Regions from separate parts of the Homo sapiens genome. Here region 1 is linked to region 2. Evidence: chromatin loops called from intact Hi-C (ENCODE). Cell type or tissue: HCT116. All regions are shown on one strand. Links, peaks and the distances in the headings refer to the core of each region. The heading gives the core; the rest is flanking DNA. Region 1 overlaps ATP8B3 (ATPase phospholipid transporting 8B3). Region 2 has its middle 21 kb from the start of MEX3D.

What was found. Hi-C counts contacts between places; a loop is a spot of excess contacts. Peaks named below come from ENCODE experiments on the same cell type or tissue, not always from the same donor. Only the 100,000 strongest peaks of a DNase experiment are listed, where the experiment ranks them.
Region 1: it touches region 2 in a loop (16-fold over the local background); 19 of 110 quality-filtered maps call a loop at or near these places.

What each region holds. Positions count from the first base shown.
Region 1 is chr19:1,793,782-1,799,146 of GRCh38, reverse strand. ATP8B3 (ATPase phospholipid transporting 8B3) reads left to right here. Exons shown (of 29, transcript NM_138813.4): 15 at 2,142-2,173; 16 at 2,268-2,436; 17 at 2,882-3,070; 18 at 3,160-3,272. Among named protein-coding and RNA genes, the nearest start is that of ATP8B3, 16 kb to the left of the region's middle. RefSeq lists enhancers at 1,913-2,724, 3,023-3,317, 2,725-3,537 and a silencer at 3,023-3,317. In HCT116, for the core only: CTCF peaks have their summits at 2,932 and 3,133; DNase peaks (open chromatin) are centred at 2,902 and 3,226; H3K4me3 peaks cover 674 bases; H3K27ac peaks cover 1,300 bases.
Region 2 is chr19:1,544,219-1,549,583 of GRCh38, reverse strand. No RefSeq gene overlaps it. Among named protein-coding and RNA genes, the nearest start is that of MEX3D, 21 kb to the left of the region's middle. RefSeq lists a silencer at 1,877-2,077 and a cis regulatory region at 3,037-3,437. In HCT116, for the core only: a CTCF peak has its summit at 3,213 (motif pointing left); a DNase peak (open chromatin) is centred at 3,283; H3K4me3 peaks cover 697 bases; H3K27ac peaks cover 1,092 bases.

The DNA.
Region 1 (5,365 bases), core at 273-5,272, 250 kb before region 2:
TTTTGAGATGGGGTCTTGCTCTGCCGCCCAGGCTGGAATGCAGTGGTGCAATCATAGCTTATTGCAGCCTCGAATTCCTGGGCTCAAGCAATCCTCCCACTTCAGCTTCCCAAGTAGCCGGGACTACAGGAGAGTGCCACCTTACCCAGCTTATTTTTGTATTTTTTGTCAAGACAGGGAATCCCTATGTTGCCCAGGCTGGTCTTGAACTCCTGGGCTTAAGCGATCCGCCTGCCTCCGCTTTTCAAAGCACTGGAATTACAGATGTGAGCCACCACACCCGGCCACTGCTCTTCTTTTGACTTTCACAAGCCTTTATTTGTGGATGCTGAAATTCGAATTGCTGAGTATTTCTCAGATCACAAAATAAAATAGTTTTGTTTGTTTGTTTGTTTTTTGTTTTTTTTTTGAGACAGAGTCTCGCTCTGTCGCCCAGGCTGGAGTGCAGTGGCGCGATCTCGGCTCACTGCAAGCTCCACTTCCCGGGTTCACGCCATTCTCCTGCCTCAGCCTCCCAAGTAGCTGGGACTACAGGCGCCCGCCACCACGCCCGGCTAATTTTTTGTATTTTTAATAGAGACAGGGTTTCACCGTGTTAGCCAGGATGGTCTCGATCTCCTGACCTCGTGATCTGCCTGCCTCAGCCTCCCAAAGTGCTGGGATTACAGGCGTGAGCCACCGCGCCCGGCCACAAAACAGTATTAGTATTATTCTAGTCATTTTTTTTCCTGACCATTAAAAATCCAAAAACAATTCTTAGCTCGCAGGCCGTACAAAAATTGATGATGTGGTGGGGTGTAGTTTGACAGCCCCGGGTCTAATTTATAACCAGGGCACGTGGTTTGGACTGGGTCATAATTTAGTGTAGTGAGAAGTCCCCAAGAAATGGTTCAAGTTCAGCTATAGAAAAATGGGCCCGAGGTTGAGGCGGGTGGATCACCTGAGGTCAGGAGTTCGAGAGCAGCCTGGCCAACATGACAAAACCCCGTCTCTACTAAAAATACAAAAATTAGCCAGGCATGGTGGCAGGCACCTGTAGTCCCAGCTACTCAGGAGGCTGAGGCAGGAGAACTGCTTGAACCCGGAGGTGGAGGTTGCAGTGAGCCAAGGTCACGCCACTGCACTCCAGCAGCCTGGGTGATAGAGAGAGACTCCATCACACACACACACAAAAGACACCACAAAGGGGTGGCATGCACCTGTTGCCCCAGCAACTTGGAAGGCTGAAGAGGGAAGATGTCTTGAGCCCGGGAGGTTGAGGCTGCAGTGAGCTATGATCGCACCACTGCACTGCAGCCTGGGCCACAGAGTAGGACCCCATTTCTAAGAACAATAAAGCATAAAAAGTGGCTGGGTGCGGTGGCTACGCCTGTAATCCCAGCACTTTGGGAGGCTGAGGCGGGCGGATCACTGGAGGTCAGGAGTTTGAGACCAGCCTGGCCAACATGGTGAAACCCCATCTCTACTAAAAATACAAAAATGAGCCAGGCGTGGTGACATGAGCTTGTAATCCCAGCTACTCGGGAGGCTGAGACAGGAGAGTCACTTGAACCCAGGAGGCTGAGGTTGCAGTGAGCTGAGCTTGTGCCACTGCACTCCAGTCTGGGCGACAGAGCAGGACTCTGTCTCAAAAATAAATAAATAAATAAATAAATAAATAAATAAATAAATAAATAAAAATAAAAAAGAACAAAAACCCCAGGAGGAGGAAACAAAGTGTGTCCCACGGATGGGGCTGCATCCCGCTCCAGGCTGTCCTTTTGGGGTCCCTGGGAGACAGGAAGGGGCCACATCCCGCTCCAGGCTGTCCTTTTGGGGTCCCTAGCCCGCATCCCGCTCCAGGCTGTCCTTTTGGGGTCCCTGGGAGACGGGACGGGGCCGCATCCGGCTCCAGGCTGTCCTTTTGGGGTCCCTGGGAGACAGGATGGGTGTGCTCCCCTCTTCCCCGCTTTCTGCAGGTGGTGGAAACTGAGGTCAGCTTTCGCCCCAAGATTGCTCGGGGTGTCGGTTCCAGGGCCACAGGCCTGGCTTGTGTGGCTGCACCAGTGGCCCCCGGAAGCCTGAAACTAGGGGTCAGGGGCTATGGGATCCCGAATGGGGGGCCTGTGGGAGCTGAAGCAGGAAGCTGTGTCTTTCCCCAGGGCCGGATTCAGAGGCCACGACCCGACCTAAGGTGAGCCTGCCTGGCTTGCAGCGCGGGACGGTGAGGGGGACGGGGCACGGGGAGCGGCCCACCCACAGCCGGCCCGTGCCCCCGCCACCCCCAGGAGAACCCCTACCTCTGGAACAAGTTCGCCGACGGGAAGCTGCTCTTCCACAATGCGGCCCTGCTGCACCTCGTGCGGACCAACGGGGACGAGGCCGTGCGGGAGTTCTGGCGCCTGCTGGCCATCTGCCACACGGTGATGGTGCGGGAGAGCCCCCGTGAGCGCCCAGGTGCGCCCACCCACCTCCCCATCTCTGAGGCCGCTCAGCCCCCGGGGCACGGCAGTGTCCCCAGCCCCGCAGCTCACCCGGCCCATCTTCCAGGGCTTTCAGCTGGCTTGGGGGGCGCTGAGGCCGGTGTGACACCAGCCGCACCTCGAGGGCGTCCGGGCCTGGAGCCCAGACAGTGCTGACAAGCATCGTGGCGGGAGGGCGGACGTGTCATCGTCAGGGCTAAAGGATGTCCAGGCCTGCGGTCGGAGCCCGAGGATCTGTTGTTGAGCGGGAAGGTCGTCTAGTCTCAAGTGCTCACCTCCATGCATTGGGTTGTACAGGCGGGGGTCCCCGGCCACCATCAATAAAGGTGTAGCCCAGGCGATACCCATCTCCTCCCTGCACTGTGGAGATGGAGACGGGCTCCACCACGTGACCCCAAAATGGCCCCCCTCCCTACCAGACCAGCTGTTGTACCAGGCGGCCTCCCCCGACGAGGGGGCGCTGGTCACCGCAGCCCGGAACTTCGGCTACGTGTTCCTGTCCCGCACCCAGGACACCGTCACGATCATGGAGCTGGGGGAGGAACGGGTCTACCAGGTCCTGGCCATAATGGACTTCAACAGCACGCGCAAACGGATGTCGGTGCTGGGTGAGCCCCGCCACCCAAGCCCTGGGCCCCCCAAGGTGGGGCGGGCAGACGGGGAGCCTCTGTGGGCAGCAGGGCCTGTTCCCCCACAGTTCGAAAGCCAGAGGGCGCCATCTGCCTGTACACCAAGGGCGCCGACACGGTCATCTTCGAACGCTTGCACAGGAGGGGGGCAATGGAATTTGCCACAGAGGAGGCCTTGGCTGTGAGTCCCTTCAGGAAGGCTGGCTTATGTGTGTGTGTGTGTGTGTGTGTGTGTGTGTGTGTGTGTGTGTGTGTGTGTGTGTGTGTGTGTAGGGACAGGAGGAGGAGGAGGCAGGGGAGGAGACTGTACGGAGAAATGGAAGGCTGCAGGTACCTGGGATGGCTATGTACAGTGAGGTATGTTGTGCACTGTACAAAACACCCTCCCCCGGCAACACACAAAACACACACACACCGGCTGGGAGGCAGCTGAACTCCCAAGTGTAGCCCCCAGAGAGAGAGCGTCTTTTTCTTTTTCTTGTCTTGTCTTTCTTTTCTTTTCTTTGAGACAGAGTCTTGCTCTGTCGCCCAGGCTGGAGTGCAGTGGCACAGTCTTGGCTCGCTGCAACCTCCGCCTCCCGGGTTCAAGTGATTCTCCTGCCTCAGCCTCCCGAGGAGCTGGAATTACAGGCACACGCCAGTGCACCCAGCTAATTTTAATATTTTTAGTAGAGATGGGTTTTCGCCATGTGGGCCAGGCTGGTCTTGAACTCCTGACCTCAGGTGATCTGCCCCCTTGGCCTCCCAAAGTGCTGGGATTACAGACATGAGCCATCGCGCCCAGCCTGCCTTTTCTTTTTTGAGAGGGAGTCTTGCACTGTTGCCCAGGCTGGAGTGCAATGGTGCAATCTTGAGTCACTGCAACCTCTGCCTCCCAGGCTTAAGCTATCCTCCTGCCTCAGCCTCCTGAGTAGCTGAGACTACAGGCGCCCGCCACCACGCCCGGCCAATTTTGTATTTTTAGTAGAGATGGGGTTTCACCATGTTGCCAGGCTGGTCTCCAACTCGTGACCTCAGGTGATCCACCCGCCTCGCCCTCTCAAAGTGCTGGGATTACAGGCGTAGGCCACCGCGCCCGGCCAAGGGTGTATTTTTCTCATTTGCACAAGACGACCGTGCGGTTGAGCTGGCCCAGCTGCCAGGACACACTCAGCTCCGTCTGCTCCAAAGCTTCCCACTCTGTGGGGGAAGCCCGAACTCCTCGGCCCAGGATTTGAGGCTTTTTCTGTCCCCTGCTGACCTCTCCAGCCTGGTCTCTCTTTGGCCTCACCAAGGGACTCCCTAGGACCCAGTTTCTGGCTTGTGACTTCCCCACTCTCAGGTGCTGCCTTGGCACCTTTGCACATGCTGTTTCCTGTGCTGGGAGGGTCTTCCCTGCACCTTTGTCATTCAGAAGCTTTCGGTGTCCTCATGACTCAGCCACAAGCTCCCCACACATGGGGCCTTTCCTGCCCCACCCCCTGCCAACATGGGGCTGTCATCACCCCAGGCTGCCTCCCCCTGGTCCAGCCCTGACCCTACAGGGCCAGAGGATTCTGCGTCCAGCCTGGGGGCTCCTCACAGGTTCTGCTGGGGCCCCAGCAGCATGGAGCACAGGGCAGCGGGGTGTGTGTGGGAAGATGTCCTGTGTCCCCTGCTCTGCCAGGATGTGGGGGCACTCTGAACTGGAAGTGCGGTCACAATAATGACCTAGAGCCCAGGAGCTCAGCAGGTCAGCTTAGCTCAGCCACCCCAGGGAATGGATGGGTAAATTGAGGCCGGAAGAAGGGTCAAGGCCTGTCGGAGGCTGCCAATGTCCGTGAAGCTCCTCTGCTGTGTCAAGCCCAAGCTCTTGGACCCGTGCCCCATCAACAACAAAAGGGAAATCAGACATGGTGGCGCGTGCCTGTGGTCCCAGCACTTTGGGAGCCTGAGGCAGGAGGATCGCTTGAGTGCAGGAGGTGGAGGCTACAGCAAGCTGTGATCGCACCACTGCACTCCAGCCTGGGCGACAGGGCGAGACCCCTGTCTCTTAATAAACAGGCTGGCGCGATGGCTCACGCCTGTAATCCCAGTGCTTTGGGAGGCGGGCAGATCATTTGAGGTCAGGAGTTCGAGGCCAGCCTGACCAACCTGGTGAAACCCTGTCTCTACTAAAACTACAAAATCAGCCAGATGTGGTGGTGCAGGCCTGTAGTCTCAGCTACTCGGGAGGCTGAGGCAGGAGAATCGCTTGAACCCGGGAGGCAGAGCTTGCAGTGAGCCAAGATCGCGCCACTACACTCCAGCCTGGGC
Region 2 (5,365 bases), core at 167-5,166:
GGTTGGATGGATGGACGGATGGATGGATGCGTGGATGGATGGGTGGGTGGATCGTTGGATGGATGAATGGATGGGTGGATGGGTGAACAGGTGGATGAGTGGGTGGGTGGATGAGTGGGTGGATGGTTGGATGGGTGGATGGGTGGGTGGATGCTTGGATGGATGGATGGGTGGATGGGTGGACAGGAAGGGGGATGGGTGGATGGATGGGTGAATCAGGAGTTCAGAGGAGAGAGAGATTAATTCTGCCCAGTGAATTCTGCTTGGGGATGCTGCAGAAGGCTAGACAGGGCTGGTTGGATGTGGGGGTCAAAGGGAGACAGTATGGCAAAGGTGTGGAGGTGGGATGACAGGGCACACGCAGGGAACAAAGAGTAATCAGAGAACAGGTGAAAATAACGGGAGATGATTTCAGAAAGTGAATTGGGATATGGTCTTTGGTTTCTTCAGTCTCACTCACCCCCTGCACAGAACTGTGATGGGAGCCCCTGTTTTTGCTGCAGTCTAACTACCTCACCCCTAAAAAAAAAAAAACCAAACCAGCATGTGCTGGACTTCACCAGCCAACAGAATTTAAGTCTAAATTTAAATGTAATTACCCTCAGGTGGCTGCTGGCTCCTGTGTTGGAGCTTTCTAGAATCTTCTAGAATGTTCTAGCCCAGCGTTGTTCAATAGAACTTTCTACAATGATGAAAACGATTATGGGAATGGTCTAAATCTGCACTGTGTGATACAAAGCCACCAGCTGTGCATGATTTGTCACCTGAAATGCGAGGACAACTGGGAAGCTGAATTTTTTATTCTACTAAGCTTGAATTTTATTTATTTATTTATTTATTTATTTATTTGAGACAGGTTATTGCTCTGTCACCCAGGTTGGAGTGCACTGGCTTGATCACGGCTCACTGCAACCTCCACCTCCCGGGGCTAAAGCGATTCTCCTGCCTCAGCCTCCTGAGTAGCTGGGATTACAGGCACCTGCCACCACGCCCGGCTAGTTTTTGTATTTTTAGTAGAGACGGGGTTTTACCATGTTGGCCAGGCTAGTTTCGAACTCCTGACCTCAGGTGATCCACCCACCTCAGCCTCCCAAAGTGCTGGGATCACAGGCGTGAGCCACTGAGACTGGCCTTTTTTTTTTTTTTTTTTTTTTTTTTCTTGAGACAGAGTCTTGCTCTGTCACCCAGGCTGGAGTGCAGTGGCACAGTCTCAGCTCACTGCAACCTCCACCTCTTGGGTTCCAGCGATTCTCCTGCTTCAGCCTCCTGAGTAGCTGGAATTACAGGCATGTGCCACTGTGCCTGGCTAATTTTTTGTGTTTTTAATAGAGACGAGGTCTCACCATGTTTCCCAGACTGGTCTCCAACTCCTGAGCTCAAACGATCCACTTGCCTTGGCCTCCCAAAATGCTGTGATTATAGGTGTGAGCCACCTGGCCTGGCCTTATTTTTTAAGAGTCAGGGTCTTGGGCCGGGTGTGGTGGCTCACGCCTGTAATCCCAGCACTTTGGGAGGCCAAGGCGGGCAGATCACGAGGTCAGGCGATCGAGACCATCCTGGCTAACACGGCGAAACCCCGTCTCTACTAAAAAATTCAAAAAATTAGCCGGGCGTGGTGGCGGGCGCCTGTAGTCCCAGCTACTCGGGAGGCTGAGTCAGGAGACTGGCATGAACCGGGGAGGCGGAGCTTGCAGTGAGCCGAGATCGCCCCACTGCACTCCAGCCTGGGCAACGCCAGGTTCTGGGACCAATGGACACACATCTCACCAAAGACCAACCAGGGAAGAGGAGGCAGGGGTGCCAGCGTGCCCAGAGGCAGTGGGAGGAGAGGAGGGGGGACAGAGGTCCTGAGGAGGTTTGGCTCTGGGTCCCCACCCAAATCTCATCTCGGTTGTAATCTCCATGGTCCCCACGTGTGGAGAGAGGGAGCAGGTGGGAGGTGATTGGATCATGGGGGCGGTTCCCTCGTGCTGCTCTCTGATAGTGAGTGAGATCTCACGAGATCTGATGGTTTTATAAGGCAGTTTTCCCTGCTCTTCCTTCCTCTCTTTTCGCCTGAGTCAGGTAAGACACGCTTGTTTCCCCCTGCACCGTGATTGTAAGTTTGCTGAGGCCTCCCCAGCCATGCAGAACTGTGAGTCCAGGAACCTCCTTTGTTTATAAATTACCCAGCCTTGGCGGGGCGCGGTGGCTCCCGCCTAGAATCCCAGCACTTTCAGAGGCCGAGGTGGGAGGATCAATGAGGCCAGGAGTTCGAGACGGTGAAACCCCATCTCTACTAAAACAAAAAATTAGCTGGGCGTGGTGGCGGGCGCCTGTAGTCCCAGCTACTCGGGAGGCTGAGGCAGGAGAATGGCGTGAACCCGGGAGGCGGAGCTTGCAGTGAGCCGAGATCGCGCCACTGCACTCCAGCCTGGGCGGCAGAGAGAGACTCCGTCTCAAAAATAAAAAGATAAATAAATAAAAATAAAAGAAAAAATAGTTTGCTGAGAATGCACATGTACCCTAGAACTTAGAGTATAATAAATATATATATGATAAAATAAAAAAAATAAAAAACAATACATTACCGAGGCTCAGTAGTATCCTCCTGCCTTGGCCTACTGAAGTGCCGGGATTACAGGTGTGAGCTCCTGCATCAGGCTTCTCAGTGAGAGTTATAAGCCAGAGACCTCCATTCTTGTGGTCCCTGAATTACTGGGCGGCGGTGGGGGTTGGGGAGGACGGTTTGGGGAACACAGACGGGAATTAATTCCATAGGTGTTTATTATAATTGATTGAGCGCCTTATTGCCAAAGCCCACAGTGGGTAGGCTGTCTCGGCTGGGCGTGGTGGCTCACGCCTGTCATCCCAGCGCTTTGGGAGGCCGAGGTAGATGGATCACATGAAGTCCTAAGTTCGAGACCTGCCTAACATGGCGAAGCCGTCTCTACTAAAAATACAAAAATTAGCCGGATGTGGTGGTGCATGTCTGTAATCCTAGCTACTCTGGAGGCTGAGGCAGGAGAGTCGCTTGAACCCAGGAGGTTGAGGTGAGCTGAGATCACGCCATTGCACTCCAGCCTGAGCAACGAGAAACTCTGTCTCCAAAAAAAAGGGGGCCCTCGCTCCTACCCCACTGCCTCCCCGACTCCATCGCGACCCCAACTCCTTCCCCATTTCGACCCCACAGCCGCCAGGCTGGACCAGAACGGCACGTTCTCTGTCGCCACCGTGTGGCCAGCGCCGCACATGACACCCTGCCCCTCCCCGCCCCGACATCGGAGCTCTGAACCCCCGGGAAATTCCCGGGAGATTTGTCCAAAGTGGAGACACAGGTCCCTTCGCTCGTGGCTGCGAGCTTCCCCCGCGCACAAACGGGCGCACCTGTTTCCCCGTTTTCCTGCCGCTGGCCGACCCTCGCCCAGTAGTTCAGCGCTAGTACGCAGTGGGGGCTCATTAAATATTTGCTGATTGGCCGGGCGCAGTGGCTCACACCTGTAATCCCAGCACTTTGGGAGGCCGAGGCGGGCGGATCACCTGAGGTCGGGAGTTCGAGACCAGCCTGGCCAACATGGTGAAACCCCGTCTCTACTAAAAATACAAAAATTAGCCGGGTGTGGTGGCGCACACCTGTAATCCCAGCTATTCGGGAGGCTGAGGTAGGAGACTCGCTTGAACCCGGGAGGTGAAGGTTGCAGTGGGCCGAGATCATGCTACTACACTCCAGCCTGGGCGACAAGAGGGAAGGTCCATCTCAAACAACAACAACAACAACGAAATTGATGATTGCATGGATGACTGGCAGGGGACACAGAAATGTGTTCTTCCTTTATGCAAAACAGATCCAGTCTCGCCCAGTGTTAGGGGCGACAGAGAGATACCTGGACACCCCACACCACCCAGAGAGTTTTACCACTACCCTTTCAAGGGCAGAAAAGACTCCACTTTCTTGGCTTTTTTCTTTTTTTCTCTTTTTATTTTTTGAGACAGAGGCTTGCTCTGTCACCTAGGCTAGAGTGCAGTGGTGCGATCTCAGCTCAGTGCAACCTCTGCCTCACGGGTTCAAGCGATTCTCCTGCCTCAGCCTCCAAAGTAGCTGGGATTACAGGCACCTGCCACCATGGCCGGCTAATTTTTGTATTTTTAGTAGAGACGGGGTTTCACCATGTTGGCCAGGCTGGTCTCGAACTCCTGACCTCAGGTGATCTGCCCGTCTTGACCTCCCAAAGTGCTGGGATTACAGGCGTGAGCCACCGCTCCTGGACCATAATTTTTTTTTTTTTTTTTTTTTTGAGATGGAGTCTCGCTCTGTCACCCAGGCTGGAGTGCAGTGGCGTGATATCGGCTCACTGCAAGCTCCGCCTCCCAGGTTCACGCCATTCTCCTGCCTCAGCCTCCCGAGTAGCTGGGACTACAGGCGCCCGCCACCACGCCCGGCTAGTTTTTGTATTTTTAGTAGAGACAGGGTTTCACCGTGTTAGCCAGGATGGTCTCGAACTCCTGACCTCGTGATTCGCCCGCCTCGGCCTCCCAAAGTGCTGGGGTTACAGGAGTGAGCCACCGCACCCAGCCCTCATAATTTTTTAATTGAAAATTTTATTGAAATAATTGTCAATTCATATGCAGTTGCAAGAGGAGGGAGGATCTCATGAGCACAGGACGACAGGAATTCTTCTAGGTTGCATTGAGCTGTGATCCTGCTACTGCACTCCAGTCTGGGTGACGGAACAAGACCCTGTCTCAGAAAGAAAGGAGGGAAGGGCCGAGTGCTGTGGCTCATGCCTGTAATCCCAGCATTTTGGGAGGCCAAGGCAGGTGGATCACCTGAGGTCAGGAGTGCGAGACCAGGCTGGCCAACATGGGGAACCTCCTCTTTACCAAAAATACAACAACAACAAAAAATTAGCCGGGCGTGGTGGCGGGCACCTGTAGTCCCAGCTACTCGGGAGGCTGAGGCAGGAGACTCGTTTGAACCTGGGAGGCGGTGGTTGCACTGAGCCTAGAACACACCACTGCACTCTCGCCTGGGCAACAGAGTGAGACTCCATCTCAAAACAAAAACAAAACAAAACAAAACAAAACAAAAACGGGTGTGGTGGCTCACGCCTGTAATCACAGCACTTTGAGAGTCCAAGGCAGGTGAATCACGAGGTCAGGAGTTCGACAGCAGCCTGGCCAACATAGTGGAACCCCATCTCTACTAAAAATACAAAAATTAGTCGGGCGTGGTGGTGGGCGCCTGTAATCCCAGCTACTCCGGAGGCTGAGGCAGGAGAATCGCTTGAACCCCAGAGGCTGCAGTGAGCTGAGATCACAAAATTGCACTCCAGCCTGGGGTGCATTAAGGACACTCCATCTCTAAAAAACATATAAGTAAGATTTC